Linked DNA regions of Homo sapiens: region 2 is linked to region 1. The links are chromatin contacts, found by Hi-C or POLR2A ChIA-PET in ENCODE. All regions are on one chromosome and are shown on one strand. The core of a region is the stretch at or near the end of the contact, and the rest is flanking DNA. Distances in the headings are between cores, read along the strand shown. Region 1 has its middle 36 kb from the start of APOL3. Region 2 holds the start of MCM5 (minichromosome maintenance complex component 5).

Evidence for each region. Hi-C counts contacts between places; a loop is a spot of excess contacts on that map. ChIA-PET counts read pairs that join two places held with the same protein, here RNA polymerase II (POLR2A). Pooled maps may share reads with other maps.
Region 2: a loop to region 1 is called in a pooled map, with 6 times the contacts of the local background. The contact joins the promoter of MCM5 here to the enhancer-like site in region 1. A Hi-C loop is called at or near these places in 7 of 50 pooled maps. POLR2A ChIA-PET finds 5 or more read pairs at or near these places in 3 of 52 experiments (A549, activated CD4-positive, alpha-beta T cell and activated naive CD4-positive, alpha-beta T cell).

The regions. Positions count from the first base shown.
Region 1 is chr22:36,122,795-36,125,768 of GRCh38, reverse strand. No RefSeq gene overlaps it. Among named protein-coding and RNA genes, the nearest start is that of APOL3, 36 kb to the left of the region's middle. RefSeq lists a silencer at 1,464-1,533 and an enhancer at 1,474-1,768. Within about 2 kb of position 1,653, at least 31 of the 41 ENCODE cell types and tissues checked have a DNase peak (open chromatin) inside an H3K27ac peak, as active enhancers do.
Region 2 is chr22:35,398,693-35,401,484 of GRCh38, reverse strand. MCM5 (minichromosome maintenance complex component 5) reads right to left here and starts at 1,345. Exons shown (of 17, transcript NM_006739.4): 1 at 1,277-1,345; 2 at 880-1,054. The coding sequence starts at 1,046. RefSeq lists enhancers at 1,581-1,740, 1,751-1,800.

The sequences.
Region 1 (2,974 bases), core at 404-2,903:
TGGAATTATAGGCTGCTAATTTTTTTATTTTTTCTAGACATGGTCTTGCTTTGTCACCCAGGCTGGAGTGCAGTGGCGTGAACACAGCTCATTGCAGCCTTGACCTCCTGAGCCCAAACAGTCCTCCCATCCCAGCCCAGCCCAGCAAATAACTGGGATGACTGGCATGTACCACCAAGACTCACTAATTGTTGTATGTTTGTAGAGACGGGGTTTCACCATGTTGCCCAGGCTGGTCTCAAACTCCAGAGCTCAGGTAATCCGCCTTCCTCGGCCTCCCAAAGTGCTGGAATTACAGGCATGAGCCACCGTGCTCTGCCTAATTGTATTTTATTATACTAAATGCAGTTTCTTTTGCCTTCTGTATCTTTTCAAACCCTGGGTGGTATTCCCCCAGCAAGAGTGAATTCTAGTTTACCTACTACCTATGCCTGTATGCTTACACTTTCACTGAATTTCTTTAAATTTTTAAATAATATTAGGAAGAAAATGGGGCTGATGAGCAGCTCTTGGGGCACTAGAGGCCTTCTGGGTAGCTGTCATGCCTTGAACGTTTCTTGAGCGTGCCTTCTCCAGCCTCCAGTGAGCACGAGGTCTGCATTGGCAAACAGATGTCCACTGTCCTGGGGACAAGAAAGGTGTGAGTCCTCCATGGCAAACAGAGAAGGAAGGAGATGTCTCCTTTCCTGAATCAGCTTATTGGGATAAACAGGAAACCCACAGAGGCTTTCTCACCAAGGCCAGCGTGTTTAATAGGCCTGCATCTCACCTCTGAGGATCACAAAGTGTGTGAGCAGCGTCCCAGCAAGGAGACACCGATGCTCATGAGGATTCTGAAACCTCTGTTCGCTGTTAGGAAATGCTCTTGACCCATGAGTGTTCCTCTTTCAAGATCCTCCAGCATTGCCAACCCGTCCAGCAAGAAGGGGAGAGATCTCATAGCACGGGGGCTTGACTAAATTTGAGGAGTCGAGGAAGTGACGTTTCAGCTAAGACTTTTTTTTTCCTTTGAGACAGGATCTCGCTCTGTTGCCCAGGCTGGAGTGCAGTGGCTCAATCCTGGCTCACAGCAACCTCTGCCTCCCGGGTACAAGCGATTCTCCTACCTCAACCTCCCCAGTAGCTGGGAGTACAGGTGCCCGCCACCACGCCCAGCTAATTTTTGTATTTTTAGTAGAGACAAAGTTCCACCATGTTGGCCAGACTGGTCTCAAACTCCTGACCTCAAGTGATGCTCCCGCCTCGGCCTCCCTAAGTGCTGGGATTACAGGCGTAAGCCATTGCGCCCTGCCTCCGCTAAGTCTTCAAGATCGGCCAAGGGATGATGAAGAAGGTTGGGGAGAAGAGCGGGGATGAGGGGAGCCCAGCTGCAGGCCGCATATTCAAAGACTTGTGGCTGGGAGGGAGGTCCGGAGAAGAACTGAGTTCTAGAATCTGAAAGACGGCTAGCATGGGTCAGAATGGAAACTAACCAGACCACAGTGTCAGCCACTCAAGCTCCCCTAGCCAAGCCTCGTGCTGAATTTTGAGGGCTGCAGTAGAAAAGCGGGCGCACTGCGAGCCCTGCGTGTTGCCAACAGCCTCGGCAGAGCCAGGAGGTGGCGCTGTCGGCACACGCATCGTGCTGTCGGCGCTGCGCAGCCGCAGCCCGGGACCTTGGAGGACAGGCGGTCGGAGCCGCTGCTGGTGACGTCAGCAGTTTTACAGAGGCACAAAGCCGGAGCAGGAAGAGTAAATGTCTGCACCAGGAAGGAGCCAGGGAGGCCAAGTTGAGAGCACTTCAGAAGAAGTGAATAGGTTCAGGAATCCAGCAGCGCCGGAGGGGTGGAGCCAGGGAAATACTACTCTGTGACAGTTTTGCTCATGAAGTGGAGTGCCAGGAAAACACAGCGTCTGGCCGGGCGCGGTGGCTTATTCCTGTAATCCCAGCACTTTGGGAGGCCTGGGCGGGCGGATCGCTTGAGGTCAGGACCAGCGTGGCCAACATGATGAAACCCCGTCTGTACTAAAAATACAGAAATTAGCCGGGCGTGGTGGTGCGCGCCTGTAATCTCAACTACTCGGGAGGCTGAAGCAGGAGAATCGCTTGAACCCGGGAGGCAAGTCAGCCGAGATTTTGCCGAGGCGCAATCAGCCCAGATCATGCCACTGCACTCCAGCCTGGGTGACAGAGCAAGACTCCGTCTCAAAAAAACAAACAGAAAAAAAACACAGCGTCCAGGCAGCTCCACCTTCCATGTTGAAAGCCTGTGACTGCCACATTCTAGCGGGACTGGCTTGTTTGCCTGCAGAACGGAATGGCCCCGGGGTCTGTCTGGGTCTGGGTCCAGATGAGAAAGGCGCCCAGCCTTCCTCTGGCCCCAGCCCTGCACATTGACCAAGGATGGATGGCCCTCCATACCAGGCACCCCGGCTCCTCCTCATTCCCCTCTGGCTTCTCCCTTCCTCCTACCGCCATGCTGATCCTCCATCCTTCTGGCTCTGGGCAGTGGTTTTCAAAAGCACTGTGGTGGTAGTCACTGGGGCTGTTGGCCACATTTGTCTGGCTTTTCCCCTTTCCAGATGCACAGTGGGATTATTCTTCCTGGTCTCCTTATGGTTGGGTGGGAATATGTAACCAGTTCTGGACAAAAGAGTTTTGAATGGAAATAATATGTGTCATTTCTAAGCCACAGCAATGAATGCTGATATAAGACCCTTTTCCTCTACTGTGGCAACCAGCAATCTTCCAGAAAGTGGTTGCTCCATGATACTGAGTCCAGGAGGGAAGACAACCGGAGCAGAGAGGCACCTGCCCCATGATGGACATGTAGCGTGAGCAAGAAGTAGCCTTTGCTGTTGTGAACCACTGAGATCGGGGGCTTGCTTTTTGGTGGTTTTTGTTTGTTTGTTTGGTTTGTTTTTTTGTTTTGTTTAGTTTTGTTTTGTTTTTTGAGACAGAGTTTCGCTCTAGTAGCCCAGGCTGGAGTGCAAT
Region 2 (2,792 bases), core at 96-2,595, 720 kb after region 1:
CACAGGTCGTACAATCACCTAGAAGCAGGAGCCAGGTCCAGCTTCAGTGCTGCAGCCCAGCACCCAGAACAGTATCTGGCAGGCAGCAGGTGCTCAATCAATGAAGGTGCAAGACTGGTATAAATAAATGAATGAGCGAAGTGAAGTGAATCCTAACTGCCATCTTCACCTTTTACACCTACAGGGAACTTGAGTTTGTAAGGTCTCAGACATGACATGGAAGGATGATAGGAAGCAGATGAACAGGAACAAGATCTGGATAAAGAACTAAACGGTCCAAGTGGCGCTAGCTGGTTGCTGGTGGCCCACTCAACAGGTGACTCACCCAGAAGTTAACTCCAGGTACAGATAAAATACACAAAGCAGGCCGGGCACGGTGGCTCACGCCTGTAATCCCAGCACTTTGGGAGACTGAGGCGGGTGGATCACTTGAGGTCAGGAGTTCGAGAGCAGCCTGGCGAACATGGCGAAACCCCATCTCTACTAAAATTACAAAAAATTATCCGGGCGTGGTGATGGCGGGGGTAGTCCCACCTACTCGGGAGGCTGAGGCACAAGAATCGCTTGAACCCGGGAAGCGGAGGTTGCAGTGAGCCGAGATCGTGCCACTGCACTCCAGCCTGGCGACAGAGCGAGACTCCGTCTCAAAATAATAAACAAATACGTTAATAATAAAATAAAATAAAATAAAGTAAAACAAAATACACAAAGCCTTATACCAAGGCGTGAGGCTGCCGGGATGAGCCCTGTGACCCAGGACCGGCTCTTTCCCCCGTCTGGGCCCATCTGTGCCCTGACTGTCCAGGACTCTAGCAGGCTGGTAGAGGCGTGTGAGCGGCCACACTGGAACTCGAGCCCCCGGCCCCGCAGGAGCCGCACCTGTATTTGAAGGTGAAGCCCGTGCGGTCGGTGCCCACTCGGTACTGCCGCAGGAACTCCTTGAAGCGCCTCTGCAGCTGCGATTTGCGGGCCTGCCCCTCGTCGGCCTGGGCGTCGCCCCCGAAGCTGTCGCTGTAGAAAATGCCAGGATCGTCGAATCCCGACATGACTGCGCCTGGGGTGGGAACAAACGGCCAGAACAGGCTGGGGGCAGCGCCTGGCACCTCCTCCCCTCCGACGCCTGGGTCCCTGCCCTGAGTCCGGAGCAGGGGGACCCCCGGCCGCGCTCCCGGACTCCAACCCCAGTTCCCGAGAAACTCCTGTCCCACTCCAACTACACCCGGAAATCCAGATGCCTGCTGGCTCCCAGTCCCAGTCCCACTCCCACTAGCCTCACCTCTGGTTTTCCGCACTTCACAAACCAGGGGAGACAAGAACCTCCACGCTCAGCCGCCGAGTTTCGCGGGAAAAACAAGAGGCGGTGTTCGGACGCCGCAGCCGCTGCGCTCCCATTGGTTCGCCGGAGCCTCGCGGCCAGCGATTGGACCGTTCTGAGCCCTCCAGCCCCGCCGCCCGGACTGTCTGCCGAAGATGATTGGCTGCAAAGTGCATGACCTCGCCTCCTTCCGGGCTCCATTTTGTGTGCGGAACAATTTGGCGCGAAACTTCTGGCTGGGAAGGAAGTGGCGGCGCAGGACGGGGCGGACGCAAAGATGGCGGAGGGGCGGGCGCGCGGAGGACGCCTTTAGGTGGTTTCTTTTTTATTTTCTTGGTTTTTTTTTTTTTTTCCTGACGCATGGTCTCGTTGTGTTGCCGGGGATGGAGTGCAGTGGCTGGATCACGGCTTACTGTAGCCTCAACCTCTTGGGCTCAAGCAATCCTTCCGCCTCAGCCTCCCTTGTAGCGGGGACCACAGGTGTACGTGATTTTCTTAAAATATTTCATAAAGACGGAGTCTCACCATCTTGCCCAGGTCTCGAAACTCTACTCTCAAGCGACCCGCCTGCCTTGACGTCCCAAAGCACTGGGATTACTGGCGTGAGCTACCCGGCCAGGCCTGCGTGCTTTTCTTAAGCCTTCTTTTAAAGTCCTATGAAAAAAAATGACCCTTTTCATAGCCATAGGGAGAAAAAACTAGAAGTTCAGAAATGATTGGGTCCAGGTGCCCATTTTGCATTGGGAGACTGTGCCCTGTGGAGTATTCGCTTCCCGGTCGTGGGGCCCGTTCTCTGGGCCTGAGGCTCTGAGGAGCCCCTGTCCTCCAGCTGGTGGCAGGACAGGGCGATTACCGCGCGGCTCACCCGCGTCCCCGACCCGGGTTCTCGCACCCTAACACACTGCTTTTATTTGTTTATTTATTTGTTGAGAGGGAGTCTCACTCTGTCCCCCAGGATGGAGTGCAGTGGCTCAATCTCGGCTCACTGCAACTTCTGCCTCCCCGGTTCAAGCGATTCTCCTGCCTCAGCCTCCCAACTAGCTGGGACTACAGGCAGGCGCCACCATGCTCAGCTAATTTTTGTATTTTTAGTGGAGACAGGGTTTCACCATGTTGCCCACACTGGTCTCGAACTTCTGGCCTCAAGTGATCCACTCGCTTCGGCCTCCCAAAGTGCTGGAATTACAGGCGTGAGCCACCATGCCCAGACCGGCCTCATTCTGTTTAACAGCTGCTTAATTTTCTGTAGTATGGTGACAAAGACTCTCCTTGACCAAACTCTAGCCAGGTTCCTCTGGGCTCCCTTCACTTCTAAGCCTCAACCTTGATCTATAGGCACTGTGGCTCATGCCTGTAATCCTAGCACTTCAGGAGACCAAGATGAGAGGATCCCTTGAGTCCAGGAGTTGAGGCCAGCCTGGGCAACATAGCAAGATCCCGCTTCTCTAGAAATTTTTTTATAATTTTTTTTGTTTTG